Regions from separate parts of the Homo sapiens genome. Here all the other regions are linked to region 7. The links are chromatin contacts, found by Hi-C or POLR2A ChIA-PET in ENCODE. All regions are on one chromosome and are shown on one strand. Each heading gives the region's core, a stretch centred on a gene start or an enhancer-like site at or near the end of the contact. The rest is flanking DNA. Distances are from core to core; before and after follow the strand shown.

Region 1 (4,345 bases), core at 355-2,854, 1.4 Mb before region 7:
AGTAAAGAAATAACAAATGCTAGTATTGGGTTTATGTTGTTGCAAACCTGGTGGAAGTTCTCTTCTGTTTTCGCAGTGGCTCATGCCTGTAACCCCAGCACTTTGGGAGGCCGAGGTGGGTGGATCATTTGAGGTCAGTTCAAGACCAGCCTGGTCAACATGGTGAAACCTGGTCTCTACTAAAAATACAAAAATTAGCCCGGCGTGGTGGTGCAGGCCTGTAATCCCAGCTACTTGGGAGGCTGAGGCAGGAGAATTGCTTGAACTTGGGAGGCAGAGGTTTTAGTGAGCTGAGAGTGCCCCACTGCACTCCAGCCTGGGTGACAGAGGGAAACTCTATCTCAAAAAGAAAGAAAGAAAGAAAAAAAAAACCGAAATAAGATTGCCAGAAATCATGAAAGGCCTATATGAGGTTAATCGTCACAAATTTGTTTTTCCCCAGCAACGTACTGCTGCATGGGTACAGGGACAAGACCAGGCAATATGTTGGATTTAACAAGGGTTGACATTTTGACAAAAGAGGGAAAGTACTTGAGAGAGGAACAGGAAATTGAGGTTGTATGCATCAGAACGTTATGTGGTTGGCAGATTATACAGGTATACACTCAGTTTGTCAATTCTCTTGTATATTACTACAGACCATAATTTACTAAAGAGATTAGAAAATCACAAGATCTGAAATGGGACAAAAATGTACTGTCTATTCTGTGACAGGTTCTTTGCTAATTAATACCCCCAAAGAACCTCCAACTTTGTAGACTCTTTAAACATAAGATTATTCTCTCTGCCGTAAAATAAAGAAGGGAAAGAGTAGCAGGAGACTCCATAGGGCCTTATAAGCCAGTTCAGGGATTCGGGCCTTAACTCTGAGATGGAAAATCATCAGAAAGTTCAAGGTATTCTACGAACACCTTGAAATGAGAATTTTTACTTCCTCACTTTTGGGTTTTGTACCACCAACGTCTAGCATAGTGCTTTGTACACCGTAGACATCCAATAACGACAATTGATGAAACCTTTAAAAAGCATCGTAGGTGAATTCAACATGGGTTGTGGAGGGTAAGGATGGTACCATCTCTCTGTCAAAGGGAGAAGAGCTAGAAGGAAGTAGCTTTGGCATGAACCAAAATGTCAACCTAATTGATCTTTAAATTTCTCTGCAAAATGCCCACATCTACCTCTGTCTGTCGGTCCGGTCCGTTCGCCGGCTTAGGTCATATCACCCAAATATGCCCCAGTATGAGAAAAGCGCTGTCGGGTAGCTGAGTTCTCTATCAGTACAGATATTCATGCAAAGATCCCGGGCGGGAATGTCAACTACCGAACTAAAGACTGTATCAGAGGACCCTGCTCCTCGCGGTCCCCAAATCCCGCCGCGCCATTTTCTTCTCAAGGGCACCCCACACCTGACAACTCACACAGATGGTTATCTTCAGCACACCGTGGTTATAGTCTCGGTACAACTCTTTGGCCTCCTGGTTGCATTCGATGCACCTGTACTGGCAGGAGGCCGAGGCAGCAGTAGGAGTCGCTGCCACCCCATCCACGTTCCCCTTCCCCTGCTGCAGGCCGCTCCGCCCGCCGTTGCCCATTTCCACTCAACTGCAGTCCAGAACTTCCGATTCTGTGGAGGGTAAGACGTCAGACGCCAGACCGGAAGACTTGCGCCGCGCGGGCTTATTGGGATTCGTAGTCCCGGCACCGGCAAGGCGGCCCCGGGCTGGCCGAGCTGGGACTACCATTCCCAGCACACAATGCTTCTCCCCTTGTCCCGCCCCCTTGCCACGGTCCACCTGCCCGCCGTAGGTTAGAGGCGGGGAGGCCTGAGAGCCGGGCAAGGGCTGTCGCGCATGCGCCTTGAGGGAAGATGGCACCTGCCGGCTGCTGCTGCTGCTGCTGCTTCTGGGGCGGCGCTGTGGCCGCCGCGGGCGCCGCCCGGCGTGTCCTGCTGCTGCTGCTGCTGGGGGTCCTGTCCGCCGGGCTGCGGCCAGGCGCCCTGGCCACCGAGCACTACTCGCCGCTCTCCCTGCTCAAGCAGGAGCTGCAGCACCGGCAGCAGCAGGAGGCCCCGGCGGGCGGCGGCGGCTGCAGCCCGCAGTCCGGGGACTGGGGGGACCAGTACTCTGCCGAGTGCGGCGGTGAGTGGGCGGCGGCGGGCGTCCGAGTCGGCCGGGGCGGCGGGGCAGCGGGGCTGGGGTCCCGGGCCGGGGTACGGGTCGCCCGGGCCTCACGCCTCCGGCTGCGGCGCGCGATCCGCGGGAGCCGGCTCGGCCAGGGGTCCTGGCGGGCAGCTTCCCGCCGCTGCCACCCACGCCGCCGCGCGCCCTCCTGCAGCCGCCTTTGGGCAGGGCGGCGAGTCGAGAAATGAGCTGACAGCATGCTCCTGGGGCCAGGGCGGCCTCTCTCCTGAGTCTGAAGCAACTGTTGGAAGGGTGGCGGAGGAGATGGCAGGTGGCCCGGGGCAGCCCTGTTCCCGCCGCCGGCCTCCCGAGGATGCCGAAGGGGCGAGGGAGGGGCGGGCGGACGAGCAACCAGCCCGGCGGCTTGCGGAGCCCGCCCCCGGAGGGAGACGCCTGGCACATCTTAGGCCTGGAAATCAGGCTTCCTGACCTCCCGGGTTAATGTCTCGTATACAACAGTTCCTAAAAATTGGATCCCTGGAATGGAAAAAAAGAGCAAGCCCATCTTATCTGCTCGTTGACATCTTGCTTCCAGTTGTTTAAGATCAACCTGCGATCTGTCAGGTGTCTCCCAGAGGGAAAAAAGGCCCCTGCAGGCCTTGAGCCTGTGTGTCAGTGCCGTGTGTGTATTGGAGCTACGCCAGCTCATTCATTAAGAATGGGCGCTATTGGCTTCAGTTTAATAAATCATAGCAGATGCCTCTGGGACAAAATACGTGTGTACATTTTTTTGTTTTGAAGTTCTGTCGTGGGTCTTTTTACCCATCAATCTCCTCCCTTTCTCTTTCCCCCTTCTCTATGTGAGTTCCCTTATGGCTTGCTTTGGGAAGGACCGGGGTCTACCGAACCCACTGGGAGATGGTTGCTTTTAAGACTTGGCAGTGGTTTTCTTCGGCATTGTGTACCTGGGAAAACAATACCTTTTTTTTTTAGTTGAGATGAGACGTCAAGATTAGCACAATCTGATTTCCTTTTAGTACAGTCTGACTTCCTTGAGGAAGTGTCACTCACTGAGAGGTTTGTGACTTTTTTATTTTGCGGTAGGCCTTAGCTGGTAACGGCGTAAGTAACACGGCCAGCCTTGCACGGTGGAGAAAGAATGGCATTTACTTACCTCTGTCACTTTCTGTATCTCTGAGCAAGTGAATTACCTGTCTTTGTAAAATGCCTCCTCTGTAAGTGGAAAACACTGTTCACCTAATTGTGGGGTTTTATTTTCCTCACGAGGGTGCTGTGAGGGAAATGAGAAGTAGCCGACATATATTGAGTGCTTGCTGTATGCCAGGTGCTGTTATAAGTGCTTTAGGTCTATGAGCCTAGTATATTAGTCTATCAGAAAAACAATAACCACCTCATTAGATGGTGGCTCATTTTCTCAGATGAACAAACTGAAACATAGTGAAATTGTCATCTTCTTGAGATCCCACAGCTGCCAAAGGAGGAACCCATGAAGTCGGGCTCCAGACAAAGCCTTTGTCCTAACCATTAAGTGGTTGTAGGTAGGCAAACCACATCTGAAGTATTTACTTGCATATGGTGCATGTTGGGTAAATTTCCCTTTCTCCTTTGCTCATGTGGTGCTCACTGGCTAAAGGAGCCCCAGCGTTTAGACAGTAGAAGGTATGTATCGATTAATACTATGATATCTATTGGTATCATTGATGTTGGTGGCTTATTTGATTCTTTGGCATCAGGCTAACCACCAGTATTTAAGAACCCTGTTCAAGCCAGCTCTGACTTGTATTACGATATTTCCCTGGAGGATGAACACTGTATCATGAAGCTGTAAACATAATTTATTTAGATGTTTCTACCTTCTTTTTCTCTCTCCCATGTAGTACTTATTTTTTCTAGCTTGGAATTTAAAATTTACTGTTGCAAATGAACGACCTGAGTCTTTCAGATCACCTCCCCTGGCTGTGTGAGTAGCTACCAACAGGTGCTAAAGTGGGGCAGCTGCCGCTGTGGTCACCCAAGAAGTCATTTCCAGAATCAACTACTTGGAGCTCCAGCTGTTTCCCTCAGCTTTCCTGGCTGCAGTATGCGACAAAAGCCAACTCTGTTGTTGTAGGGGCTACTGAAATACTTCTCATTTCTCCCTCTTCGCCCTGGACAACTATGTAGAAGCTGGACCCTATGAAACCTGTTTCATTTCTTCTCTGTCC
Region 2 (4,213 bases), core at 1,523-4,022, 1.9 Mb before region 7:
TGCTTTTGATTAGGTTAGGGGCAGAAAAACATTTGTAATAATTAATGGCTTTGAGAGACACAAGGCTTTGTTTGCCCCAGAGTATTAGTTAACCCACCTAGTGCTCCTAATCATACAATATTAAGGATTGGGAGGGACATTCATTGCCTCACTCTCTATTTGTTTCACCTTCTGTAAAATTGGTAGAATAATAGTACCCACTTCATAGCATTGTATGATGATTAAATTGGTTAATATTTTTAAAATGCTTAGAACACAGATTGGGCACATAACAGCAAGCACCACATGTGTTTATAAGATAAATTCCTTTGTGTTGCCTTCCGTTAAAGTTTAAATAAGTAAATAAATAAATAAATACTTGCATGACATTTTGAAGTCTCTCTATAACATCTGAGTAAGTGGCGGCTGCGACAATGCTACTGGAGTTCCAGAATCGTGTTGGTGACAAGATTGTTCACCAGCATATGGTGTGGTGAAAACTCACTAATTTGGAATTAGTTCAGATTATTAAGCCTGAATAGGTGAAAATCCTGAAATCAAGGATCTTTGGAACTATTTGAAATCAGTATTTTATATTTTCCTGTTGTATTCATTAAAGTGTTGCAAGTGTTCTATTTGATGGATTAAGTATATTTAGGATATACATGTTCAATTTGTGATTTTGTATACTTAATTGGAACAAGAAAGCTAATAAAGGTTTTGATATGGACATCTATTCTTTTAAGTAAACTTCAATGAAAATATATGAGTAGAGCATATAGAGATGTAAATAATTTGTGGACACACCACAGACTGAAATAGCAAATTTAAAAGAAATTGTTGGAAGAATCAAGTGTTTGTGGAATGAGTCCTCCTAGTAAAGTTCCTGCTCTTGTGAATAATTAAGCCTCATGTATAATTACTATAGCAAAAGGAAGCCTAAGAAGTATTAGACTCTACTTGTATTTAAATTACATTTTACATAATTTATGTGTATGAAAAATGTTTTAAATGCTTATTTTCGTAAGCCATGAGATAGCTCCTTTATATTTTAAGAATTTCTGAATTAATTTGCTTGGATTTTATTAGTGCAAATGGCAGAGCTAGCAATTCCTTTTTCTGTGTTCCCATTCCATCCTATTCATCCCTCTTTTAGGAAACTCTGAACTCTGGATTGTCCTTGTTTACATACCTGCCTCCTGCATTGGACTATGTGTCTCTGAGTGTAGTATGACTAATTCATTTGTTTGTCAAGGACTCTCAATGCATTTGTTGAACAGCCTAATTAGTAATGTCTGCAACAATGACATTTTACTGTATTTAATAAAGCTCTGGGAAAGTAGGATACACATAAGACAGGTCTAGGTCTAAATTCTTTACAGAAACTTGGATTTTTAGTTCGGTTTGAAATTTGAAGATGTGAGTATATTTATCTCAGTTTCCCAAAGGACAAGCTAATTGGAATTATCATCCTCTTTCACTTGATTGGATCCCCAGAATGCCATTTACGCATGCAGCAGGATTTTATAACAGTTTTAAATTCTGTATATTTGATGAAGAGGTTTTATATTTTTGGATTCAAGCCTCTTTTTAAACTTCTACAATATGGTTTACAATAATTCCTTATATCCTGCTTTTGAAATACATATTACAACTTTTTAAGTTTGGAAGGCTATATTTCAAGGACTGAAGTTACAGTATACTCAAGTGATACACAAGCCTAGCACCCCACTTTCCACATAGTGTTCGATAAAGATTGATAAACTCGAAATCACAGACCTTTTAATTCTTAAGACAAATAGCAGCAGAAAGAAACATCTTTGGCTTATTTCTGGTAAGGTTTTTATGCTCTGTAAAACAAAGAATTGTATTCATCCGCGCAGCACAGATTCTATTAAAAATAAATGTGAGAGTCGTTAATGTAGTACTGCTCATTTACCATCAAAATTCACTTTTCAGGAATAATCCCATCAGTTTAAATTGGATATTGGAATGAGCATTGATTACATTTAACTTGGTAGCCCAAAATTTCTTCATGGGGTTTTGAACTCGGCGGGATTTCAAAGGTTTTAAAAATGAGTTTTTGATTTTTTTTAAAACCCTCAAATTTCATTACCTTTAAACTAGGTCGAAACGGGGCGCAAGAGATTGGATTAACACCATAGTAATACTTATTTTGTTCTTAACCATTTCAGGGCTTCTTGAAATAGAGGCTGTATGGTGTAATGGAAAAAACAGCCTTGGAATCTGGGAGCCTGATTCCTGGATTCAGTCCCAGTTTTGCGTGACCTTGGGCAAGTTACTTTACTTCTCTGAATTTCCGTTTCCTCCTCTGCAAAATGAGGATCGCAATAGCCACCTTGCAACCTTGACTGGAGCGAGCCTCGCACACCCCGCGCCGGCCTGGAGGAAGAGCAGCCATGATTACGCCGCCTTCGCTCCGCTACCCGCTTGCGGCTGGCGCCCTCCTCCAGCAGGTGTAGGCGCTGCCGCGCTGCCCCACGCCTTTCCGCCGCTCGCGGGCCTGCGCCTCGGCGTCCCCGAGGAGGCCGCTGCGGGCTGAGGTAGCGCACCGGCCTCTCGGCGTCCCAGTCCGGTCCCGGGCGGAGGGAAAGCGGGCGACCCACCTCCGAGGCAGAAGCCGAGGCCCGGCCCCGCCGAGTGCGGAGGAGCGCAGGCAGCCCCCGCCCCTCGGCCCTCCCCCCGGCCCTCCCGGCCCTCCCTCCGCCCCCTCCGCCCTCGCGCGCCGCCCGCCCGGGTCGCCGCGGGGCCGTGGTGTACGTGCAGAGCGCGCAGAGCGAGTGGCGCCCGTATGCCCTGCGCTCCTCCACAGCCTGGGCCGGGCCGCCCGGGACGCTGAGGCGGCGGCGGCGGCCGAGGGGGCCGGTCTTGCGCTCCCCAGGCCCGCGCGCCTGAGCCCAGGTTGCCATTCGCCGCACAGGCCCTATTCTCTCAGCCCTCGGCGGCGATGAGGCGCTGAGGCGGCTGCCGGCGCTGCGCCGGAGCTTAGGACTCGGAAGCGGCCGGGCCGAGGGCGTGGGGTGCCGGCCTCCCTGAGGCGAGGGTAGCGGGTGCATGGCGCAGTAACGGCCCCTATCTCTCTCCCCGCTCCCCAGCCTCGGGCGAGGCCGTCCGGCCGCTACCCCTCCTGCTCGGCCGCCGCAGTCGCCGTCGCCGCCGCCGCCGCCGCCATGGCCAATGACAGCGGCGGGCCCGGCGGGCCGAGCCCGAGCGAGCGAGACCGGCAGTACTGCGAGCTGTGCGGGAAGATGGAGAACCTGCTGCGCTGCAGCCGCTGCCGCAGCTCCTTCTACTGCTGCAAGGAGCACCAGCGTCAGGACTGGAAGAAGCACAAGCTCGTGTGCCAGGGCAGCGAGGGCGCCCTCGGCCACGGAGTGGGCCCACACCAGCATTCCGGCCCCGCGCCGCCGGCTGCAGTGCCGCCGCCCAGGGCCGGGGCCCGGGAGCCCAGGAAGGCAGCGGCGCGCCGGGACAACGCCTCCGGGGACGCGGCCAAGGGAAAAGTAAAGGCCAAGCCCCCGGCCGACCCAGCGGCGGCCGCGTCGCCGTGTCGTGCGGCCGCCGGCGGCCAGGGCTCGGCGGTGGCTGCCGAAGCCGAGCCCGGCAAGGAGGAGCCGCCGGCCCGCTCATCGCTGTTCCAGGAGAAGGCGAACCTGTACCCCCCAAGCAACACGCCCGGGGATGCGCTGAGCCCCGGCGGCGGCCTGCGGCCCAACGGGCAGACGAAGCCCCTGCCGGCGCTGAAGCTGGCGCTCGAGTACATCGTGCCGTGCATGAACAAGCACGGCATCTGTGTGGTGGACGACTTCCTCGGCAAGGAGACCGGACAGCAGATCGGCGACGAGGTGCGCGCCCTGCACGACACCGGGAAGTTCACGGACGGGCAGCTGGTCAGCCAGAAGAGTGACTCGTCCAAGGACATCCGAGGCGATAAGATCACCTGGATCGAGGGCAAGGAGCCCGGCTGCGAAACCATTGGGCTGCTCATGAGCAGCATGGACGACCTGATACGCCACTGTAACGGGAAGCTGGGCAGCTACAAAATCAATGGCCGGACGAAAGTAAGTGTGTGCTGCGGGTTTGTGCTGGACAGGCCCTTCTCGGCGGGCAGCCCCTGCCTGCGACTGAAACTGCCTAGGCTGAGAAGCAGCATTCCTCTATATAGAAGGGACTCGCTCTTTCTTGTGTAGCTCCCCGTAAGGAAGACGGACAG
Region 3 (4,299 bases), core at 874-3,373, 1.3 Mb before region 7:
TTTTAGACAGAGTCTCCCTCTGTCGCCCAGGCTAGAGTGTTGTGGCGCGATCTTGGCTCACTGCAACCTCCGAGTCCCTGGTTCAAGTGATTCTCCTGCCTCAGCCTCCCGAGTAGCTGGGATTACAGGCACGTGCCACCACGCCCAGCTAATTTTTGTATTTTTAGTAGAGACGGGGTTTCACCATGTTAGGCAGGGTGGTCTCGATCTCCTGACCTCATGATCCACCCGCCTCGGCCTCCCAAACTGTTGGGATTATAGGCGTGAGCCACCGTGCCCGGCCGGAGTTTGGCTATTTTTATTCCCTCCAGGAGTAGATAAAGATATATGTAAAAAAAAAAGTTTCTAATTTCAGCCAAGTCATCTGTTAGAGCCATACTTTAATTCCCCTGAGTTTCTTCTTATAATCTGGAAGAATTTTTCTTTCAGTTAGCCCCTTATCATCCAGATCATGGACTTTACATACTTTGGCCAATGTCCCTGAATTATCTCACGCTTTTATTATCTTGAAAACTTCTTTGACAATCAATTATTGCCAGACCCAAAACACCTCATGGGGTTGTGGTTTTTTTTTTTTTGAAAGCAACAATTATTTCCACAACTGCTTTGAAAACAGCATGAGACCAAGTTTCTAAGGGTACGGACAGCTTCTTATGTGAATATCAAAGCAAGCCTGGGGATGTTAATTAATTTCAAGAATATATCTTTAAACATTACCTATATTATTAAACAAGGATTAGAGGAGAGAAATCAGTGGGATTCAGGTCAATGTATTGAGCTTCTCTAGCATCAACTCAAACAGAAGATCATACTCCAAAAAACTGTCCTTAAACTTCCGGTCTCATAAATAATCCGCCACTTACTGTGGAGACTATATTTGGTGGTGCTTGCCTTTCCCTGCTTCAATATATTATGTTGTGAACATTGTTGATAATAATGTCTTTAACTGTAGAGCCTGCCACATTCATGACATTCCAAAAATATTCTGAGGATTTCTGGGCCGGAAGATGAGGCCATCTCACATTTAAAATAGGACTTTGCAAGTTATTTCTACTTTTGTGTTCAGAACTATCCAGGCAAAGACCCTGGATAACAGCTGAAATGCTGGTTTTTGTTTTTGTTTTTTTATTTTACGAGTGGACACAATTCTCACCTGAGTCCTGTTAGTCTTGTTAAAATCAGTCAGATGGAGAGAGGGGCTTGGGGGAAGTGGGGGCTCGCTATAATTTTAATTTTGTGGTCTGTCTGGGACACACCTCAAAATTACAAACCCTGGCCCCCTACCTGTTGGGATGTCGCCTCTGAGTCTGAAAACTTTCTGCTCCTCTTTGGTTTGTTTGCAAACGTCGAACTGCCAAGAGTTCTGAGCTCCTTGGGTTGGGGAAAGGCACCTGGGCCACCGGGTACTTCATGCACCCACCTGGCCCCGAGGGGCGGCGGGAGCTGACTTTCCTTGAGCACCAGATGCCCCGAACCGGTCCAGCCTTCCAGGTCGCCCTCCAGCCTCCGGGCTGCCCTGCGCCCCCGGCTATCTGCAGCTCACCGCGCCAGGCCCCGGGCCCAGCGTCCTGGACGGGCCCAGAGAAAGCAGAGAAGGTGTGGCTCGTCCCAGAAAGGGACAGAAGGAAAGGAGTAAAAACAGAAGCCAGGCAGCCAGCGGCTTGGCCTGAAATGCTGGGGCTTTCTTAGGCTCACTGGAGGTTGAAAAAAGTTTCCTTTGTCAAGCAGTGGCCACGTGGCGCTATGGCGGTCACTACCGGGAATTAACCACGGCCACCCTCTCAGAGCGCCGGGCGCGGACTCAGGGACACGCCGGCTACCACCTGAGCCGGGTAAGGGGAGCCCGAAACCTGCGGGCACCGCGGTAATCCACTATGGAGGCGTAAAGGGGGACTCGTGGGGTCCGCGAGGGGGTGGCGGGGGGGGGCCCGGAGGGAGGAGCTCCCGGGGAGGGGGCCACGGAGGGCCGGGGTCCCGGGGCTTGGGGAGCTGGGTTGGCTTGGAGACCCGGGTACGCGGCGGTGCAGGGCGGGGTTCCCGGAGGGGGCGGGGCTCCGGGTGGCGCGGGGCGGGGCGAGGGCGGGCACAGCGAGGGGCGGGGCGCGGGCCGGGAGCGGCGGGCAGGCCGGGCATGGCGTCCATGGCGGCGGCGATCGCGGCTTCGCGCTCGGCGGTCATGAGCGGGAACCGGCCTCTGGACGACCGGGAGCGAAAGCGCTTCACTTACTTCTCGTCGCTGAGCCCCATGGCCAGGAAGATCATGCAGGACAAGGAGAAGATCCGCGAGAAGTACGGGCCCGAGTGGGCGCGGCTGCCGCCCGCGCAGCAGGACGAGATCATCGACCGGTGCCTGGTGGGGCCGCGCGCCCCGGCGCCCCGAGACCCCGGGGACTCGGAGGAGCTCACGCGCTTCCCCGGCTTGCGCGGGCCCACGGGCCAGAAGGTGGTGCGCTTCGGGGACGAGGTAGGTGCGGGCCTGGCCGCGGACCCTCTTCCCCTCCCGGCGCCCCGAGGCGCCCCGGCCCGGTGGGCACCTGCCGGCGTGAGGCCGCCCCAGCTGGTAGGGGCTGGAAAAGAAAAGGCAGGAATGGCAGTGGGTGGGAGGGGAGCCCCAGAGCCGAAGTTCGGGGGGTGGGGGCTCCGCTGGGGGAGTTGGTTAAGAGATCGCCGAGAGGTGGGTCGTTAAAGAACCTCCATCTAGACCTGATCCGCCGGCTCGCACGGACTCCAGAGACTTCTCCCGGAGCTGTCGTAAGCGAGGCTGACCAAAGTGGAAACAACAAGCAATTTTAAACCAGACAAGCCTGGGTTTTAATCCAGCTCTGCTACTTACTACCTGTATGGCGGTGGGTCAATTAACTTCTTAGAGCCTCAGTTTCCACTGTGTAAAACGGGGGTAATAACGCCACCCCGTGCCTGCCCGTGAAGGGACTGAGCAAATGATATATACTAACATGAATACTTGTGATGAGATGTATGGGGAAAGTAAAATTGCCAAGCCAGGTAACAAGGAAGAAAAGGTGTCTTCCAAGATAAGGAGGGAAACCCATCCATCACCCTAAGATGTTTTCCAAGTGAGCACAATGCCCAGCGTATGTTTTAAGGGTGAGCATGGTGGCCCTGTTTTCCACCAAAAAACTAAGGGACGATAAGTTTAAATGAGCTCCAGTAAGTCTTGGCCACATAACAGGGCATGTTTAGGTCTCAGATCTAGACACTGTCCAGACTGCTAGAGGGACAGTCATTTGTGAAGGTAGAAACGCTGAATCTGTTCCAGAAAAAGCTCAGGGATGACCCACACTTAGTCACAAACGCCTGAATCTTCTGTAGGGTTCAGAAACTTGGTCTTCTTTTTCTTAGAAATGTGTTTAACCGAAGCCTGTTTGGTGCCATTAGAATTTGCACTGTGACTCTTTGGCGTTTCAAACTCAACTTTTGCCGTGAGGAGCAAAGTCAAGCTGAGCAAAGAGTGTAGGAATGAAATCGCTCGCTGTTAAGGCTGTTTCTTGGGCTAGAGGAAGGAGAAGCTGGGAGAGATTTTTTCCGAGGAAGTTGTGGATTGTGGATGGAATTCAAGTTAAGGAGGTTTAGATCAGATTTTCAGGCTTGGGTGTGCTGAGACATTTATTAATACGAAGTGTTCATGGTCATAAACCCACTTTAATGTGAGGGAAAAGTGAAATGACTGAAGGATGCTGCCAGTGTTTCTTTATTCTGATGGAATCAAAAGGAAATTCTCTACTGGACTTCAAATTCTGATGGCTTTGCCAGGAAAAACAAGGGTGTGGTAAACTGGGGAGGGGAAAATATAGGTTTTAAAATGTATTCCTAGAGCTGAAACATTTTCAGTGGGAAAATAGGCGTATTTATAAAGACTTGTGTGCAGTGTTTGCGCCCAGATTTGGGGGATGAAAAAGCAGGCAGCACTCCTTTGGAAGAGTCACGAATAAATATGACAGGAAGTAAACTTCTAAGTACTTACAAATGTTGGAGAGTGACTGTCATTTTCCCTTAGCTTGGTGTCCAGCTAAGAATATCTACACGCCTACTCATGATGAAAAAGCCCATGTCATAGAAGAGCCCAGTATTACTGACAAGGAAGAATGTGGCCAAGTTAATTTTTTATTCTCATTCCTCATCTGGTGCCAGACTGAGCCGTTTCTGAATTTGTAAACTCAATGTGATTTAAAAGCAAGTGGAACTGTGCCGTGCTGTGGTGCCTGTATGTCCTTCCAGGAGTAACTCAGGAGAATTGAATCTCAGCTTTGCAAAACCAGCTGAGAGCATGTTCTGAAATGC
Region 4 (4,251 bases), core at 1,626-4,125, 1.4 Mb after region 7:
AAGCTTAACTACTAACAGACTCCTGTTGACTGGAAGCCTTATGCATAACATACGCAGTCAAGTGGCACATATTTTTTATGTTTTATGCTATTATATACTGTATTACAATACGGTAAGCTACAAATCCCAGGAAGAAAATCCTAAGGAAGAGGAAATGTAGTTCCACTTCACTGAATGGAAATGGATCAACATAAACATCTTCATCCTCATGGTCTCCATGTTGAGTAGGCTGAGGAGGAGGAAGGAGAAGAAGGGTTGGTCTTGCCGTCTCAGGGTGGCAGAGGTGAAGGAAAATCCACGCATAAGTGACCTATGTAGTGCAAAGTCAGCTGTACTTTACACCACAAAACACTTATTAAGAATAGGAATTCAATTGAACTAGGACTCAAAGGGAAAAGGACAAGAGAGGACTATAGAAATATGGAAGGGAATTTGGGGACCAAAATCAACATCATTGTAAGGCTAACATGTGAACAGCAAAGTACTAACATAGAAGGCTCCAGAGAATCAAAGAATGTAGTTCTTAAGATGAAGAAATTAAAGCAGCTAGACAGAATGTAATGAATACATAAGACAGACTATGATGACTATATCTCTGAACTGGGACATGAAGATTTAAGCCTATTGAGCTAGGGTGGGCACACTTTTTCTGTAAAGGGCCAGTGAATAACTTAGGCTTGAGGGCCACACTCGTGCCACAACTCTACCACTCCAGACAAAAGCAGCCCCAGGCCGGGCACAGTGGCTCACACCTGTAATCCCTGCACTTTGGGAGGCCGAGGCGGGTGGATCACCTGAGGTCAGGAGTGTGAAAACAGCCTGGCCAATATGGTGAAACCCTGTCTCTACTAAAAATACAAAAATTAGCCGGGCATGGTGGCAGGCACCTGTAGTCCCAGCTATTTGGGAGGCTGAGGCGGGAGAATCTCTTGAACCCTGGAGGCAGAGGTTGCAATGAGCCAAGATTGTGCCATTGCACTCCAGCCTGGGCAACAAGAGCAAAACTCCGTCTCAAAAAAAAAAAAAAAAAAGAAGCCCCAGACCACCTGGAATCCAACGGGTGGGGTTCCCAGAGAATTTTATTATAAACACCGGCAATGGGCTGGGTCTGACCTCAGGGCCGTATTTCACCAACTCTGGTTCTAGATTTAAAGAGCCCACTAAGTGCCCAGAGATGTGATATGGAAAAAGCCCAAACTAAGACACATCAGCATGACATTTCACGACATCAAGAATAAAGAAAAGCTTCTGAGAAAAACACAGTTCACATACAAATAAGAACGGCACCAGACTTCTCAGAAAAGCTGGCAGCGAGAAAACAAAGTTGTGATGTGAACATTGTCGGTGACAATTTCCAAGCTAGATTTTTACACCCAGCCAGGATATCAGGTAAAGCCACTAGCAGAGACACAATGAGTCCAAAAATTCACCCCACGTAGCTCAGGAAGTCATTAAAAAGGTGTCCATCCCCTGAAACCAAAACACAGGAGTAAGCTGAAGAGAACAAGAACCGGGTCCGCCATAGCAGGGACAGCAGGCAGGCGGCCGCGAACCAGATCCACTCCACCGGGCGGAGGTTTCAGGGATCCAGGTCCCTGGAAGCTGGGCAAGGGAAACCCAAGGCTGTAAGCAGTCAAGGCCCTGACCCGGCATGAACATCACTGACAGTCGTGATGTCAGCACAGATGACTGAGCCAAATGCCAATGTGACCAGCTATGGGGAGACACAGGGAAACACAAGGTAAACAGAACTCGGGAGTGTCACCACAAGCTGTCACTCAGAAACACAGCTCTGCCACCAGGCGGGGCCCCTGAACCCCTTGTCCCTGCGGAGGGAGAAGGGTCACCAGATGGCCCACTTGGGAGGTGCCCACCTAGAGACGCCTCTGCTCTGATATGGTGGGCTGGCCCCCAGGCCTCCCCTGGATGAGTCGCTGACCCATCCCTGGGTGTTGAGCCAAGCCCTCCTCTGGGTGCCCTCCCCCGGGTGCTGGGCCCTGGGTGAGCTTCCCCTGGGTGTCCATCCCAAGTGGAATCTCCTGGGTGCCTGACCCTGAGTGCCAGTCGCTGGCCCACCCACCCTTGAGCTTCCACCCCATCCCGGCCCTCCCCGGGTGCCCACCCCCCACGCCCTCTGCAGGCCCCGGGCGCCCGCCCTGTCCCTGGGTGCCGGTCCCTGGCCACTCCCCTGGGTGCCCGCCCCCGAGCGCCCTCCCAGCACGCGCTCACCCGTACAAGATGACGTCATAGAGCGTCCGGCCCTGCACGTTCAGGAAGTGGGCGTAGCCCGCGCGCGCAGCAGGCGGGGCCCCCGCGGCCGCAGGACTCGGAAGCGGCAGTTCATTGGTCAGCAGCCCTAGCAGGAAGGGCGCCGCGTCGGGGCCACGCACGCGCAGCAGGGTGCGCCCGTCCAGCCGGAAGCAGGCCCAGGCCGCTCCGGCCGTTGGGTCGCCACCAGGACTGCAGGAGCTGTGGGCCAGGCGGCACCTTGGGGCCGCGCGCAGCCGCCAGCGCCAGACCGGGCCGCCGCGCCCCGGAGTGGCGCCTCGAAGCAGCGCCGCGGTCGCCATCTTGGACAAGAGTGGGGCAGCGGGAAGGGCCCAAGGAAGCGGGAGGGGCGGGTGCCACAGCGGCCCCTGGCGGTGGCCGCCGGAGGGAGGCGGGAAGGGGCGGGCGCAGAGTGCGTGCGTGAGGGGTGAACGGAACGTGCGTGCCTGAGGGGCGGAGCAGCGCCGGTTGAGGCCGACTGAGAGTGCGTGCGTGAGGAGCAGGGCCTCCCGAGCTGGAAGGGGCGGGCGGGGCGAGCGTGCCTGCTGGGTGGGTGGGGCATGCGTGTGGGGCGGAGCATCGTGCGCGGGGTGTGTTTCGGGGCGGGGACTCGGCCTATCCGTCAGCACGCAGGCTCCACCCTCGGTAGGTAACGAGGTTTCTGCCGGCCTCTTAAGCGCCATCCCATGTCCCATTCGGTGGCCTTCCTCGTTTTCACCCACCCATGTCGGGCACCGTCACTCATCTCGAGAACCTCTTCATCCTCCCAACCTGAAACTCCCTGTTAAACACCCACTCCCGAGGCCCTGGAGCTCCCATTGTACCTTCTGGCTCCATGAGCGTGCCTCCTCTAGGGACCTCACAGGAGCAGAATCCTACGGGATTTGTCGTTTGCGACGGCTTATTTCACTCAGCATAGTATTCTCAAAGTCCATCCACGGTCTAGCATGTATCAGCATTTTATTTTTATTTTTATTTTTATTTTTATTTTTTGTAAAGACAGGGTCTTGGTTATGTTGCCCAGGCTGGCCTCAAGCTCCAGAGCTCAGGCAGTCCTCCCTCCTCAGCCTCTTGAGTAGCTGGAACTACAGGCGCTAGCCACCACACCAGCTAATTTTTGTATTTTTTTTGTAGAAATGGTCTCCCCATGTTGTCCAGGCTGGTCTCAAACTCCTAGGCTCAAGCGATTCACCGGCTTTGGCCTCCCAAAGTGCTGGGATTACAGGCGTGAGCTACCGCACCCGGCCGCTTCCTCTTTCCTACCAGTTCGCCAGCGTCCACGTGTGGCTGTTGTGTCATTTTTTTCATTTGCTGGACCATTGGGACTTCAGCTGCAGGTGGCAGGAGGCTCCATCCCCAAGTGTCTCCACGGATAAGGACAGGCACCATCCAGCCCACAACCCCTCCGCACCCCTAATCAGTGTGACATGATGAGACACAATCACAGCTTCAAATCACATCCTTGGTAACTTCTGCTTTTTTCAGGCCAGGGTCACCCCCATCATGTGTCTATAGTCCTCTTCAGTGCAGGATTCCAAGCTCCCCTGGAGCCCAGCCTGTCCTCCCACAGGACGTCCTTCCAGACCACAGGACGTCCTTCCAATAACTCTCGTCCTCTCTTCACAGCTGAACTCACAGAGGACAATTTAGGCAGGAACCACACACTGCTATGACATATCCACCCCACCGTGCTTTCTCGAGGAGTGATGTCCCATACCCCCTGCTGAGCAGCCCTGTACAGTGGCCACTTTCCCTGGTAGTAGGTGACACATCTACAAGGTGGCCCCAGCAGCCTTCAGCCCTAGAGTCTGACTGCCCTGGTCCAAGCCATCCCTGCCTTGCTGGCCTCCTGGGGCCCATGCACCCTGTTGACATTCCCCTCTCCACTGCCCTCCACTCAAAGCACCAAAGAAGACTTACTCAATGTGTCCTTATGGTGCAGAGTCCCAGCAAGCAGAGGTCTTTGTATCTGTTGAATAAAAA
Region 5 (4,298 bases), core at 549-3,048, 1.1 Mb after region 7:
GGCCCCTCCTCCAACCAACCAGCTGAGCAGTTCAGAGGCCTGGCCCACTTGGCCTGGTGGTCCCTTTGTCTAGAGCCCTGAGCCCACAGTCCCCTCATTCCAGGCTGCCCCAGGTCCCCCCACTTGCCTTCCACACTGCAGCTGCTGACTCTGCCTGGCCATGCAGGTCCCGGGCGTCATTCAAGTCCTTTCTCATGATTTCCACAGACCCCTTGTTCTCCTGTAAAGAAAAGAAGGTCACCAGGGGTGGGCAGAAGCTCTGGGTCCCCCAACCCAGCCCAGTACTGAGGGACATCACCCCAGCTGACTGCACACAGTCTGACCATCCCAGAGATAACCTCGAAGCCCGGTTGTCTAGGGCAGGAACGCACAGGCAGTCAAAAGGTTTCTTGGGCTTCACACCTATTCAGAAGGATCTGGGTGCTGGGGCTAAGGGGACTGTCTAGGTGGGTTTAGGAGTTCTGTGTCTGTAAGTGGCCCTGTTCAGTGTGAGTTCGGCCTGTACCAAAGGTCTGCACAGCCTGCCCTACACCCTGCCCTGCCTGAGCCGGATGGGGGTCGCTCTGCCCGGTGGCAGGACCCCCAATGCAGGAGGAGCACCCAGGGACACAGTCTGGCTGGCTTCCCCTCCCCTGTATTGAAGAGCAGGACCCCAGGCTGGCTGTTGTCTCCTATTCTGTGTCCCACAACCAACCCGCCATGGGCAAGGCTCCAGACTCCCGGACCCGCTGCTGCCAGACTCTCAGAGCGGGTTTCTGAAAGATGGGAGAGGGGACAGGGGGTGCAGGCGAGGGCTGGGTGGCCCGGGGAGCAGACGAGAAGGTGGGCCAGGCCTGTGGACACAGTGGAATACAGAGGGGCAAGAGGCGTGATGTCTCCCCCAAGGGAAGAGTGAGTGGAGGAGTCAATCTGTAGGAACTAGAGGGGGTCTATGAGGGCGAGACAGGGCACAGCTAGTGATGGGACCACAAAGATGGGCGCTGGTGGGGGAAGGACTTCGTAGAAGGTAGGGGGTGGGGAGATAAGGCACCGCCCAGCAGGGGACACCAAGACGGGGAAGGGGACCAGACTCCGAAGAGACGCAGGAAATATGGGGAGGCAAGCCGCAGGAGGGAGGGGCCCAGCACACGCTGGAGAGGGGACCCGTGGCGGTGAGGGGAGGGGGACAATCCGGGGACGGGGACAATCCGGGGACAGGAACAGTGGAGACGGGAAGGGCCCAGGGCTCAGGGGGACCGGGGCGGGGGCGGAGAGGCGCAGGGCACCGTCCGGGGTGGGGCACGGGACCCCGCGGCGCGCACCTTGCCGCGCAGCGCCTTCCTCCAGCGCGGTTCCCACTCGGGCGGCTCGGGGCCCGCAGCCATACGGCAGGCGGCGCAGAGCGGGCCGGCGTCGGCGCGGCACAGCAGCTGCAGCGCGGCCTCGCTGGCCGGGCCGTCGCGCGCGGGCGCCGCGGCCGCCTCCTCGAGCGCCAGAAGGCGGCGGCTGAGCGGGGGCCTGCCGGGCTCCACGGCGCGCTGCCAGCAGTCGTCGGCGCACTCGGGGCACGGGAAGGGCCCGTCCTCCTCGGCCCAGAAGCGCACCACGCACGCCCGACAGAAGCGGTGGCCGCAGTCGGCGCGCACCGGTTCCCGGGGCGCGCGCTGGCACAGGGCGCAGGCGGCCTCGGCGGGGCCCGCAGGGAGCGCCAGGGCTGCGGGCGGCGGGGCCGGCAAGGGCGCAGGAGCGGCTGGGGAGGGCCGGAGACCTAGACGGCCGGCGACCGGACGGAGACCAGCAACAGGACGAAGACGCCAACGCCGGGGACGCGCACGGGGCGGGGTCGGGGACGCGCACGGGGCGGGGTCCGGACCGCGGAGCGCTCTGCCGATAAGATCCTGGCAGCGGTGTGCTGCAGCCGGAGGTCCTGGCCGCGCTGCGCTCCACAGACAAGATCCTGGCAGCAGTGTACTGCATCCTTAGGTCCTGGCCGCGGTGGGCTTCTCCGCCTGGATCCTAGCGGCGGTGCGCTCCTCCGCCTTGATTTTGGCAACTATGCTCTCCACCTGCAAGGTCCTGGCAGCGGCGCACGTCACCGCGCAAGTCCTGGCAGCTGCGCGCTTCACTCTACTGCCTGCGGACCGGCCCAAGTCGTATCCTGAAATCTTACTGGGCTGTCCCTTCCTACTTCAGTAACTCCTGCGAAAGAGGGAAACAAAGTTTTATTTTTACTTGAAGGTTCCATTTTTAAAAGGTTGTTTTTGTAAGCTGCTAGGATCTGAGCTGCGCGTACCCCCGCGGTAGCTCGCCCGCGTGGGCTGGGGACGGGGCGGGAAATGGCCTGCGTGGGCCTCCTCCGCTGCTCTCATCCTGCACGGACCCGCCCTGCATGGGCACGCCCTGCGTGCACGGGCCTGCCCGCGTGGACGTGCCCTGCGTGCACCCTTCCTTCAGGGACCCGCCCTTGAACGGCCCTCCGGACGTGGACACTCGTATACGCCCACCCTGCGTGGGATCTCCCTGCGTGGACCCATCCCGCTGAGCCTCTTCTCGCGCAGCCTCCCTCTGGCCCCCTGGGAAGCTACCCTGGTTGTCCGCTGTCTCCTGGCTGGGGGGAGCTCTCATTGATTCTGTGATGATGCATGACAGAAGAGCATTTGTTAGCTTTGCTTTGCTTTTCTTTCTTTTTTGAGACAGCCTCGCTCTGTTGCCAGGCAGGCTTGAGTGCAGTGGCGCGATCTCGGCTCACTGCAACCTCCGCGTCCCGGGTTCAAGCGATTCTCCTGCCTCAGCCCCCCGAGTAGCCGGTATTGCAGGCGCCTGCCACGACGCCCGGCTAATTTTTGTATTTTTAGTACAGACGGGGTTTCACCATGTTGGCCAGGCTGGCCTCGAACTCCTGACCTCGTAATCCACCCGCCTCTGCCTCCCAAAGTGCTGGGATTACAGGCGTGAGCCACTACACCCGGCCGTTAGCTTTTCTTTAAAAAATAAATTTAAAGGAAAGAAATAAGCCTTTGGGAAGAGCAATCTTGTGTTTTTGTTTTTTAATTATTTTGAAAACAAGCAAGCATGGTTAAAATAAGATTGTGCAAGTTTTGCATTTTAAAAAATTAATCTGGGCCGGGCGCCGTGGCTCACGTCTCTAATCCCAGCACTTTGCGAGGCCGAGGCGAGCGGATCACAAGGTCAAGATATGAGACCATCCTGGCTCATGGTGAAACCCCGTCTCTACTAAAAATACACAAATTAGCCGGGCGTGGTGGCGCATGCCTGTAATCCCAGCTACTCAGGAGGCTGAGGCAGGAGAATCACTTGAACCAGGGAGTCGGAGGTTGCGGTGAGCCAAGATCGTGCCACTGCACTCTAGCCTGGCGACAGAGCGAGACTCTGTCTTAAAAAACAAAAACAAAAAAAAATTTTTATAAATCTGTATTCCAAGCAAGCGCAGGATCTAATGAGGTATTTTTGTCTTTGTGAAGATTTTTTAAATCGACTTGGAAATGCACTAGATGCCCGTGGGAAACATGAATAGTAAACCGAGGTTATTTCTGTGTAGTAAAGATTAGAGGCTTCCAGCCGAGCCTTGCTGATATTGTTGAGTCAACTAGGAACTTGCTGGAGAGAAAAGTAAAAAATATAAAAAATGAGCAAACTTCATAATGAACTAATCTTGTGAATGAGAAAATATCAAAAATTATAATTAAAGGCAAATAGCCAAATTAGGAACATTGTAACCACAAATATACAAAGAGTTTATAAAATTAGGTAAGGAAAAGCATGATGGAAAATACACCTTGTCATGGGATTTTTCAAATCACAAAAAAAAAAGCACACAAATGATTGAACACACATGAGAAAAAAATGTACACTCTGCCCAGTTAAGAAAGAGGAAAATAAAACGAGACTCTCTTTCTTTCCACTATTAAGTAAGCAGACCAAACAAAAAAAAGGAAACTTGGCCGGGAGCCGTGGCTCAGGCCTGTAAACACAGCACTTTGGGAGGCCGAGGCGGGTGAATCATCTGAGGTCAGGAGTTCAAGACCAGCCTGGCCAACATAGTGAAACCCTATCTCTACTAAAAATACAAAAATTAGGCTGGATGTGGTGGCACACGCCTGTAATCCCAGCACTTTGGGAGGCTGAGGCAGGTGGATCACAAGATCAAGAGATCGAGACCATCCTGGCCAACATGGTGAAACCCCGTCTCTACTAAAAATACAAAAATTAGTTGGGCATGGTGGTGCACGCCTGTGGTCCCAGCTACTTGAGAGGCTGAGGCAGGAGAATAGCTGGAACCGGGAGACGAAGGTTGCAGT
Region 6 (3,851 bases), core at 257-2,756, 2.0 Mb before region 7:
GGAACAGAGAGCTGGTTGCAGGCAAAAGGCCTAAACTATCAACAGCTGTAGATCCTTCAGCCCCAATCAAGGCTTCAGGTGATTGCAAATAGGAATCAACCAGCTAAGCCCTTCCCAGATTCCTTAATCACAGAAACGTAAGGTACAGGATAGTGGATAGACAGGGACAAAAGGAAGAGGATTTTGTTTTGTGTTTGTTTTGAATTGAGGAATAACTTGTCCAAGTTAATATGCTGAGAAAAGGGGACTGTGAAAATATGTGTATATAGATATGCGAGATTCACTAATAGATACAAGCTCCCACTCTGTGCTAAGTGTTACAGTTAAAACAAAGATACCGTCCCTGTCTTCAAGTCTAGTAGAGGAAACAAATACACACTAAATGAAAATATATTTTAGCATATAACAGATGAGTAAATATTATCAGGTACACAATTCTTGAGTATGTGACATGTCAAATATTAATTAATGTTTACTGTTTCTTGTGTTTAAGTCATGTTTACCTGATTACTAATATTTCTCTTAATGGGACATAAAAGTGAAGGCCTTTGTAATCCAGACTTTTAGGGTACATCTAGCGCCATCACAAAACCTCCAGCTAAAGTTTCACATTAAATTCTTAGGGACTGTTTTCTTGCGCATAACCATGGCTAAATAATTTTGTTCTCTCCCCTTCTTCAACTTACATTGCAGAGAACTTACATTTAAAGGCCAACATCACGGGTGAAGATGAATTAACATCCTTCCCTTCTCTTCTTTGGTTATGTGGGAAATTGTCATGCTTCCTTTTCCTGAACCCTCCTGATCCTTATATAGAGAAGAAAAAAAGAGAGGGATCTTCCATCACCAAGAGTTTGCAAAACACAACATAGACAAACCTACTCCTTGCTTTAAAACCAGATACCCACAGGGCCCTCGCCTTAGAGGCTTTCTCCGCAGACTGACAGAGACGCTGCCCAGGCCTTTCCAAGCAAATCATCCAAGTTTCCACCAACTGGTGCTATGATCTGGCATTACAGCAATTACTGAACTAGGATAAAATCACACCTCAAAAATTTAAGAAAAAAGGAGGTGTAAACAGGGCCGATCTGGCCGGGGAGAGAAACAGAGGGGCCGCCCCCGAGTCTACAAGGGACGAAGGCATCCTTCAAGGGTGAAAAGGGGAAAACTGCATAGAAAGACTGGAGAACCTCCCCCTCCGGATAAATAACGCCCCGTGTTGTTAAGGACGCCACCTTCTTTGTTGCTCATGTCGTCACAGCCTACGGTGAGACGAGCGGAGACTGAAGGACCTGGAGCAAGAGGAGTGCGCGAGGTACAGGCCGAGGGAACCTGGGAAAACAGCCTGCAGAAAAACGCTTTGCAGCCGGGCCGACTACAACGCAGTGGCCGGAAGTCTCCTCTCACGTACTTCCGGCCTGCGTCCGGAGGGGAGGGGAGGCCGTCGCCGCTGGCTCCGCCCACCGCGTGGTCCAAGGACCACCACCCGCCACCGCCGCGCGAGCGTACTATTGCGGCCGCCCTCTGCTGCGCCTGAAGAGAGAGGCGACTCTACAAGCCTCACAGCATGCACTGTTACTAAAAAGACGATGCGTCCTCCTGGACCTGAGATCTGTGTGATCGTGGGAAAGCGACGAAAAACGTACGTAATTTTTTTCTGAAGGCACCTTCGGGACACCTTACCCTTCCCTCAGGGGGGCCCAGCTTCGCGCGCGGTGCTGTGGGGGTTGTAGTTCCTCCGCCGGAGCGGGACCTCCGGTGCCCCGGGCCAGGGATGTGAGAAAGAAGCGAGCCCTCGAGTTTCCTCGGGGCATGTGGGAAGGTTTTTTTCAGGATCCAGGCAGAACCTTACAGAGCTGGGAGTTTTTTAACTTTCCATTCCTGGCAGTGACGCCAGGAGCTTTAAGTGATGGAAATATGCGAGTCAATCAGTGGATGGTGTTAGTACTGTTTTCTCTTATGAAGATCAAGCCTGCCCTTCGGGTCTACTTCCACCTTTTCCCCCTGCCCGTCTCCCACCGTCTCCCTCCTCTCCACTGGCTCTCAGAAGCCGGACAGCCTGTGTTCAACTTGCCTCCACGGAGTGGTTGTGTGACCTTGATGAAGCACGCAACTTCTCTGCCTCAGTTTCCTTATCTGTAACATAGGGATAGAATAGTACCCGCCTTGTAGGGTTATTTGAGGATGAAAGGAGTTAAGTCTCGTGAAAACGCTCTTTCACATATAACTGCTCAATTAAATATTAAATACCATACTCCTCTCCCACCAGGGCTCTCCCAAACAAAATGATAGACAGGTGAGTAATAGCAGCTGTGTTCCACTAAACTGTGGGCATTTCATTATGAGCAGGTGCTGCCACCATATCTAGACTTTGTGCCGCCCCTTAGCCCCAGTGCTTCTCAGCGCTGTGATCCGGTCCCATGTAAGCTTCCGTCAATGTTTGTTGAAGAATCATGTTCCTGGTGTCAGAATAGGTAACTAGATGGCAATTCAGCACCGTCTAGAGAGAAACTCAGGCCAAGGCTTCATAACTGGGGTGCCCTAGGCCTAGTACAGAAAACACAAGTACATTTTAAGCTTTCTCTAAATAACCTCTCTATTGTGGTCATGTGTTGAACACACAGTCTTTTCTCCTTGTTAATTTAGGAACAAAGGAACAGTAAATGGAGTAACTTGGCTAGAATATGGCAGTAACTACAAGGCATGTTCTGCTCTGGCACGAAGGTAACCACCACTCATACCTCTCCAGCCCTGTGAATACGTCAATTGACTAAGCAGATTCCTTGAGGATAAAGTAGGCTCCTGGGGACCTTGCTTGTTGGGCTACTTGCTTTGTGGATGTTAAACAGATAATTCTCATGAGTTTGAGTGACGTCTGATCTACCAGTATTCCCCCTACTCTGATTAGAAATGACTTGACCATGCCAAAAAGAATAAAAGACAGCTCTGATACAAATGTAGCCATTTTAATGTGACTCCCTCTAGATCCAAGGAAGCCAGTACTTACGAACATTTTCAGAGTCAATACTTACTGTACTGTACCATAGTCGAGGAAAAGGGTATTTTTCCTAACTCTCCTGGAGTAGCACATCCCAAGATCTCAACTTTCCAAAACCTGGATCAACTATATTTCTTTTCTTTCTCCAGCCACCACTCCCCTAGCCTGTTCAACTACAGCTATGTTACCTGAACTGCTTTCCACTCTTTCCCATAAATGTAATGATTAGAACACTAAGTTTCATAACCTGTAATGACTTCTGAAAGTATTTAAGGGAGGTGAATCCCAGGAGCACTTTCCCAGCACTTATTTGCATATGCATTTACCCCAGGCCTCCCCAGGTGTTCCAACTTGTAGCTACTCCTTTGTCAGGAAATAGATTTCAACTTCTGTAACAACCTGCATCCCTACCTGGTCTCCTTGTTTTATTGCTTCAGATGCAAACACATAGTTTTGGTACTTGGCAAAACAGTTTTTTGTTTGTTTTTTAAAGGAAGACAACCACCCCAAGTCAGGGAGAGGAAGGTAAAGATTTTTAGTAGGATCTTACCTCTGATGTTGTTTTTACTTGTTATTGTTGCTTTTTTTTTTTTTTTTTTTTGACACGGTTTCACTGTCACCCAGGCTGCAGTCCACGGCTCACTCACTACAGCCTCGACCTCCTCGGGCTCAAGTGATCCTCCCACCTCAGCCTCCCAGGTTGTTGGGACTACAGGCACATGCTACTATGCACGGCTAATTTTTTTTTTCTCTCCATTTTGTGGAGACGGGGTTTCGCCATGTTGCCCAGGCTGGTCTCAAACTCCTGGGCTCAAGTGATCCACCTGCCTAGGCCTCCCAAAGTGCTGGGATT
Region 7 (4,280 bases), core at 1,377-3,876:
CCAATTCTAGAACTTCTGCACTGATGAGAAACTAGCTTGAATTGTCGTCACCCTGGGGGCAGGAAAGTGGGGGGGCGGGGGTAGGGAGGCGAGACTCCATGTCCTCTGGGTTTAAGAGGTTGGACTTTAGAGGATTACATGCTTACTGCTCATTTCACAGGCACATTTAAGGCCCGACTTAACCCCACACTTTCTATTATCGATCCTTCCCCCACCTCACTCCTTACCTACCAGGACCATATACTTAAGGCACTCTACTAGGGACAAAATTTAAAGATGTGCTAAAAAGTCTCAGTAATCAAATCATGCAAAATTTATTTTAATTGAAAATTTTTAAGTCAGTTTTTATGAGGTGACTTCTGAAAAGAAATGGGATCGTTTTCATTGTGCATCTTGCTACCTCCTCTTTGTGTTTTTTTTGTTTTTATTTTGTTTTGAAAAGATGCAGTCTTGGTGTGTCGCCCAGGCTAGAGTGCATGGAGTGCAGTGACGTGATCTCAGCTCACTGCAACCTCCACCTCCTGGATTCAACCGATTATGCTCCCTCAGCGTCCCAAGTAGCTGAGACTACAGGCATGCACCACCAAGCCCAGCTAATTTTTGTATTTTCAGTAGGGATGGAGTTTCACCATGTTGGCCAGGCTGGTCTCAAACTCCAGACCTGGAGTGATCCGCCCGCCTCGGCCTCCTAGAATGTTGGGATTACAGGTGTGAGCCACCGCCTGGCCGCTACCTCCTCTTTTTTTTTCTTTTCTTTTTTTTTTTTGAGACGGAGTCTTGCTCTGTCTCCCAGGCTGGAGTGCGGTGTGGCACCATCTCAGCTCACTGCAACCTCCGCCTCCCGGGTTCAAGCAATTCTCCTGCCTCAGCCTCCTGCGTAGCTGGGATTACAGGCACGCTCCACCACACCTGGCTAATTTTTGTATTTTTAGTAGGGACGGGGTTTCACCACGTCGGTCAGGCTGGTCTCGAACTCCTGACCTCGTGATTCGCCCGCCTCAGCCTCCCAAAATGTTGGGATTACAGGTGTGAGCCACCGCGCCCGGCCGCTACCTCCTTTTTGAGCCCAACTAAAGAAACATCAAGGATTGATACCCTCCCAGTTGAAGAGAAAGTGACAACTTTAACCCAAATCTCACCTTCCTCTTACTTTCTCTTTCCCATTTTCCAGCTGCCAAACTAAGGGCAGCTGCTGTCAGTTTTTGTAAATAAAGTTTCCAGGGCTGGGATTAGAGCGAGAGAAGAGAGGCAGGATTGTGAAAGGTCAGGAGTGGATACTCAATCAAAATTTTTTATATTTTGTTCATTACGGATTTTTTAAATTAATTTTGATTTTTAAAAATATTGCACTAAAATGTTTATGTTGATTATTGAGGTTTTTTTATTTTGTGAACCCATAAAATTTGCAACTGACAGTACCCTGTCCAGGTCCAGTAAAAATACCTAGGAGTCTACAAAAATCTACCCACGACTCACTGGACCTCAGGTACATATCCCCCCCCGCCCCCATGAAGTCTCCATAAAGTGTCCCAGTGAGTTTTAATGTTCTCTCCTGTCTTTCCATGCACGTGTATTAAGATGCATTGCCTTCTGATTAGTGTTTTCCACTTCGAACAGCGGGAATGCCTCGACCACGCCTGTCTTCAAATTTCTGCTCTAGTTAAGAAACGATCTCAGGCCGGGCACGGTGGCTCACGCCTGCAATCCCAGCACTTTGGGAGGCTGACGCGGGCGGATCACCTGAGGTCAGGAGTTCGAAAAGAGCCTGACCAACATGGTAAAACCCCGTCTCTACTAAAAATACAAAATCAGCCGGGTGTGGTGGCGTATGCCTGTAATCCCAGCTACTTGGGAGGCTGAGAAGGGAGAATCACTTGAACCTGGGAGGCAGAGGTTGCAGTGAGCCGAGATCGTCTCAAGAAAAAAAAAAAAAAGAAAAAAAAGAAACGATCTCTTCCCTTCTCAAAGTTATATACATTTCACTATTCGCCAACCACCTCCTCCACGCCGTCCAGAGCTGAGCTGACACGCAGCGAAGTCCTCTCAGTGGTCCCTCCGCACCTCAGCCCTGTGCTTGGCAGCGAGACGAGTGACAGGGCCGCCCCAGCATGGGTCTCCCGGGCCGCGGACCCGCCCCACGCCGTATCCAGCACGCTGTCCTCCCGCCCCATCTTTGTGCCGGCCATCGTGTGGTCGCGTCTGCGCGCTCCGCCCGGTCTGCCGGCGTGAGAAAGAGCTCGTGTCGTTCCCAAGTTCAGACCAGAGGGGACGGCGAAGCGCGAAAAAGTTCCCTGCGCCCAGTACGCAGGCGCAGCCGTGCTCCTGGGCTTCCCGGGCCTCGTCCCAGCTGGCGCGCCCGGCGCTCCTCCGCCAGCGGGCAGTTGGGGGCGCTGCAGGGAGGGCACCCGAGCGGGTTGGGGGCGCTCGGAAGGGTGGCTTGCAAGGTCCGGGTAGCTGCAGTCCCCGGAGTGGGGCGGAGAGGCGCGGCACCGCGCGGACGAGGATGGGGCGGGGGCGGGCGCAGCCCGAGGGTGCAGGCACGATAAGGCGGGTGACAGCCAGCGGGGAGGGGCGGGCGCCACCGCGTCCACGCCCTTTGCTCGGGGCCGGGCCGGGAGGGTCCTCGGGCTTTGCGCGCGCCTGGCCGGCGGGCTGAGGCGTACGGGTCGCACGCAGCGCCATGCGAGGCCCCCCTGCCTGGCCGCTGCGGCTGCTCGAGCCACCGAGCCCTGCCGAGCCAGGTCGGCTCCTGCCGGTAGCCTGCGTGTGGGCCGCGGCCAGCCGCGTTCCCGGGTCCCTATCGCCGTTCACTGGCCTGAGGCCGGCGCGGCTATGGGGCGCGGGGCCCGCGCTGCTCTGGGGCGTTGGAGCCGCGCGCCGCTGGAGGAGCGGCTGCCGGGGCGGGGGTCCGGGCGCCTCGCGGGGCGTCCTGGGCCTCGCGCGGCTCCTGGGGCTGTGGGCTCGCGGCCCCGGCAGCTGCAGGTGCGGGGCTTTTGCCGGGCCAGGCGCTCCTCGGCTCCCGCGCGCCCGGTTCCCGGGCGGTCCCGCAGCCGCTGCCTGGGCAGGGGACGAGGCCTGGCGGCGCGGGCCGGCGGCGCCTCCCGGGGACAAGGGGCGGCTGCGCCCCGCAGCGGCCGGACTCCCGGAGGCCCGGAAGCTCCTGGGGCTGGCGTACCCTGAGCGCCGGAGGCTGGCAGGTAGGGTCCTCCCCGGCCACTTCCCTCCGCCGGGCCTCTCCTTCTCCACACGCGGGGTCCCGGGGCGCCGAGAGGGACACGGCCGGGCCGCAGAGCGCGTGTCACCGCCGCCTCTCCTGGGCCACTCCTAACCCCGGAGGAGGGAGGGGATCGCTCACCTCAGAGTAGCGTTGTCAAGATTTCGCCTTAGCTGGGGACTCGTTTGCAGATTTTACACTTGTTTTCTTGTTGACACACGTTATATATGTCATTATTGGAATCTTTGGGTCTGTTCCACCACCAACTTAGTGGGAGCATCTGTTTTGGCTTAGGCAGCAAAATGAGCTGGAGGTTTTTCCTTGGAAAAAAAAATTCTAGCCAAAAATATGCCTATTTTGTTATTAGGCGTTTATACTTTTTTTTTTTAACCAAAAACACATTATTTGCTTCAAGCGAGTCTGTCAAGCAGTCACCAATGCTTTCACAGCGGAAAGCAAAACTTTCAGACTTGTCTCTTGTGCAGGAAGTTACAGCACTGTGTTCAACAGGCCACACCAGTGATCTGTTCAGTAATTGAGTAACTTTTTTAAAAGAAGCCAAAATGAATGTTTTTAGAAACAAAATTTAAATAGGACAGTTTTCTATAGCTCCTCATTTTTTAGCCATAATTGGAGGAGTGTTTAGATGCAAGGGCCTTGTAAGATCTAAAATTTTTTCGATTTCTCTAAATCTTCACTCCTTCTATAAACATCTGTTGAGCCCTCATTCTGGACTGGGCCCTGGGTTTACAGTGGCATGCACAAGGAAACATGGTCCTCACTTCTGCTGGGGCTTCTAGGTTAGTGGGGAGAAGCATCTATGAAATATTCGTATGTATAGAGGTAAACCTGCACCTGTGGGCTGTGGAAGGGGGCCTGTGGGGCCTGTGAGGTTGTCAGGTGCAACACCAGAAAAGCATTCTTTGCTGCAAATCCATTGCTTTAGAAAGGACCCTCCTGGGTAGTGATTTGGGATTTAGAGTAGGTTTGCACAGTGGAGGAGAGCAGTTAGGGTGGCGACTTTTCATCTACCAGTTGCTATGAAAGCTTAGGGGGCTGTTGATAT

The links. A loop is a pair of places that touch in the nucleus more often than their neighbours do. ChIA-PET counts read pairs that join two places held with the same protein, here RNA polymerase II (POLR2A). Pooled maps may share reads with other maps.
Region 1: a map of B cell shows a loop between it and region 7 (33-fold over the local background). The contact joins the promoter of ARV1 here to the promoter of ABCB10 in region 7. A Hi-C loop is called at or near these places in 1 of 168 maps with a recorded cell type or tissue (B cell), 3 of 37 single-sample maps with no recorded cell type and 9 of 50 pooled maps. POLR2A ChIA-PET finds 5 or more read pairs at or near these places in 1 of 52 experiments (OCI-LY7).
Region 2: a map of OCI-LY7 shows a loop between it and region 7 (14-fold over the local background). The contact joins the promoter of EGLN1 here to the promoter of ABCB10 in region 7. A Hi-C loop is called at or near these places in 1 of 168 maps with a recorded cell type or tissue (OCI-LY7) and 9 of 50 pooled maps. POLR2A ChIA-PET finds 5 or more read pairs at or near these places in 1 of 52 experiments (HEK293).
Region 3: a loop to region 7 is called in a map with no recorded cell type, with 14 times the contacts of the local background. The contact joins the promoter of C1orf198 here to the promoter of ABCB10 in region 7. A Hi-C loop is called at or near these places in 1 of 37 single-sample maps with no recorded cell type and 6 of 50 pooled maps. POLR2A ChIA-PET finds 5 or more read pairs at or near these places in 1 of 52 experiments (PC-9).
Region 4: a loop to region 7 is called in a map with no recorded cell type, with 19 times the contacts of the local background. The contact joins the promoter of IBA57-DT here to the promoter of ABCB10 in region 7. A Hi-C loop is called at or near these places in 3 of 37 single-sample maps with no recorded cell type and 7 of 50 pooled maps. POLR2A ChIA-PET finds 5 or more read pairs at or near these places in 1 of 52 experiments (T-cell).
Region 5: a loop to region 7 is called in a map of naive thymus-derived CD4-positive, alpha-beta T cell, with 18 times the contacts of the local background. The contact joins the promoter of RNF187 here to the promoter of ABCB10 in region 7. A Hi-C loop is called at or near these places in 1 of 168 maps with a recorded cell type or tissue (naive thymus-derived CD4-positive, alpha-beta T cell), 1 of 37 single-sample maps with no recorded cell type and 10 of 50 pooled maps.
Region 6: a pooled map shows a loop between it and region 7 (9-fold over the local background). The contact joins the promoter of TSNAX-DT here to the promoter of ABCB10 in region 7. A Hi-C loop is called at or near these places in 7 of 50 pooled maps.

Annotation. Positions count from the first base shown.
Region 1 is chr1:230,976,353-230,980,697 of GRCh38, reverse strand. It overlaps ARV1 (ARV1 fatty acid homeostasis modulator), which reads right to left and starts at 1,604. Exons shown (of 6, transcript NM_022786.3): 1 at 1,419-1,604. The coding sequence starts at 1,592. It overlaps TTC13 (tetratricopeptide repeat domain 13), which reads left to right and starts at 1,837. Exons shown (of 23, transcript NM_024525.5): 1 at 1,837-2,138. The coding sequence starts at 1,868. RefSeq lists an enhancer at 1,373-1,672 and silencers at 1,953-2,212, 2,233-2,522.
Region 2 is chr1:231,420,846-231,425,058 of GRCh38, reverse strand. It overlaps EGLN1 (egl-9 family hypoxia inducible factor 1), which reads left to right and starts at 2,772. Exons shown (of 5, transcript NM_022051.3): 1 at 2,772-4,061. The coding sequence starts at 3,171. RefSeq lists silencers at 2,307-2,631, 2,387-3,566 and an enhancer at 3,947-4,213.
Region 3 is chr1:230,866,345-230,870,643 of GRCh38, reverse strand. C1orf198 (chromosome 1 open reading frame 198) reads left to right here and starts at 2,123. Exons shown (of 4, transcript NM_032800.3): 1 at 2,123-2,464. The coding sequence starts at 2,132. RefSeq lists an enhancer at 1,560-2,151 and a silencer at 1,975-2,194.
Region 4 is chr1:228,164,136-228,168,386 of GRCh38, reverse strand. IBA57-DT (IBA57 divergent transcript) reads left to right here and starts at 2,875. Exons shown (of 2, transcript NR_103540.1): 1 at 2,875-2,913; 2 at 3,895-4,251. IBA57 (iron-sulfur cluster assembly factor IBA57) reads right to left here and starts at 2,583. Exons shown (of 3, transcript NM_001010867.4): 1 at 2,230-2,583. The coding sequence starts at 2,570. It overlaps LOC124904534 (a long non-coding RNA gene), which reads right to left. Exons shown (of 2, transcript XR_007066913.1): 2 at 3,205-4,237. RefSeq lists a silencer at 1,952-2,991 and an enhancer at 2,096-2,998.
Region 5 is chr1:228,484,882-228,489,179 of GRCh38, reverse strand. RNF187 (ring finger protein 187) reads right to left here and starts at 1,798. Exons shown (of 4, transcript NM_001010858.3): 1 at 1,302-1,798; 2 at 128-220. The coding sequence starts at 1,691. RefSeq lists enhancers at 1-351, 352-1,080, 1,198-2,058, 2,360-2,739, 2,059-2,920 and silencers at 1,160-1,359, 1,620-1,739.
Region 6 is chr1:231,526,211-231,530,061 of GRCh38, reverse strand. It overlaps TSNAX-DT (TSNAX divergent transcript), which reads left to right and starts at 1,506. Exons shown (of 3, transcript NR_173106.1): 1 at 1,506-1,642; 2 at 2,647-2,724. TSNAX (translin associated factor X) reads right to left here and starts at 1,393. Exons shown (of 6, transcript NM_005999.3): 1 at 1,236-1,393; 2 at 703-807. The coding sequence starts at 1,251. TSNAX-DISC1 (TSNAX-DISC1 readthrough (NMD candidate)) reads right to left here and starts at 1,409. Exons shown (of 16, transcript NR_028393.1): 1 at 1,236-1,409; 2 at 703-807. RefSeq lists enhancers at 637-1,836, 1,305-2,126 and a silencer at 3,805-3,851.
Region 7 is chr1:229,557,053-229,561,332 of GRCh38, reverse strand. ABCB10 (ATP binding cassette subfamily B member 10) reads left to right here and starts at 2,626. Exons shown (of 13, transcript NM_012089.3): 1 at 2,626-3,197. The coding sequence starts at 2,681. RefSeq lists an enhancer at 1,847-2,036 and silencers at 2,207-2,906, 2,967-3,416.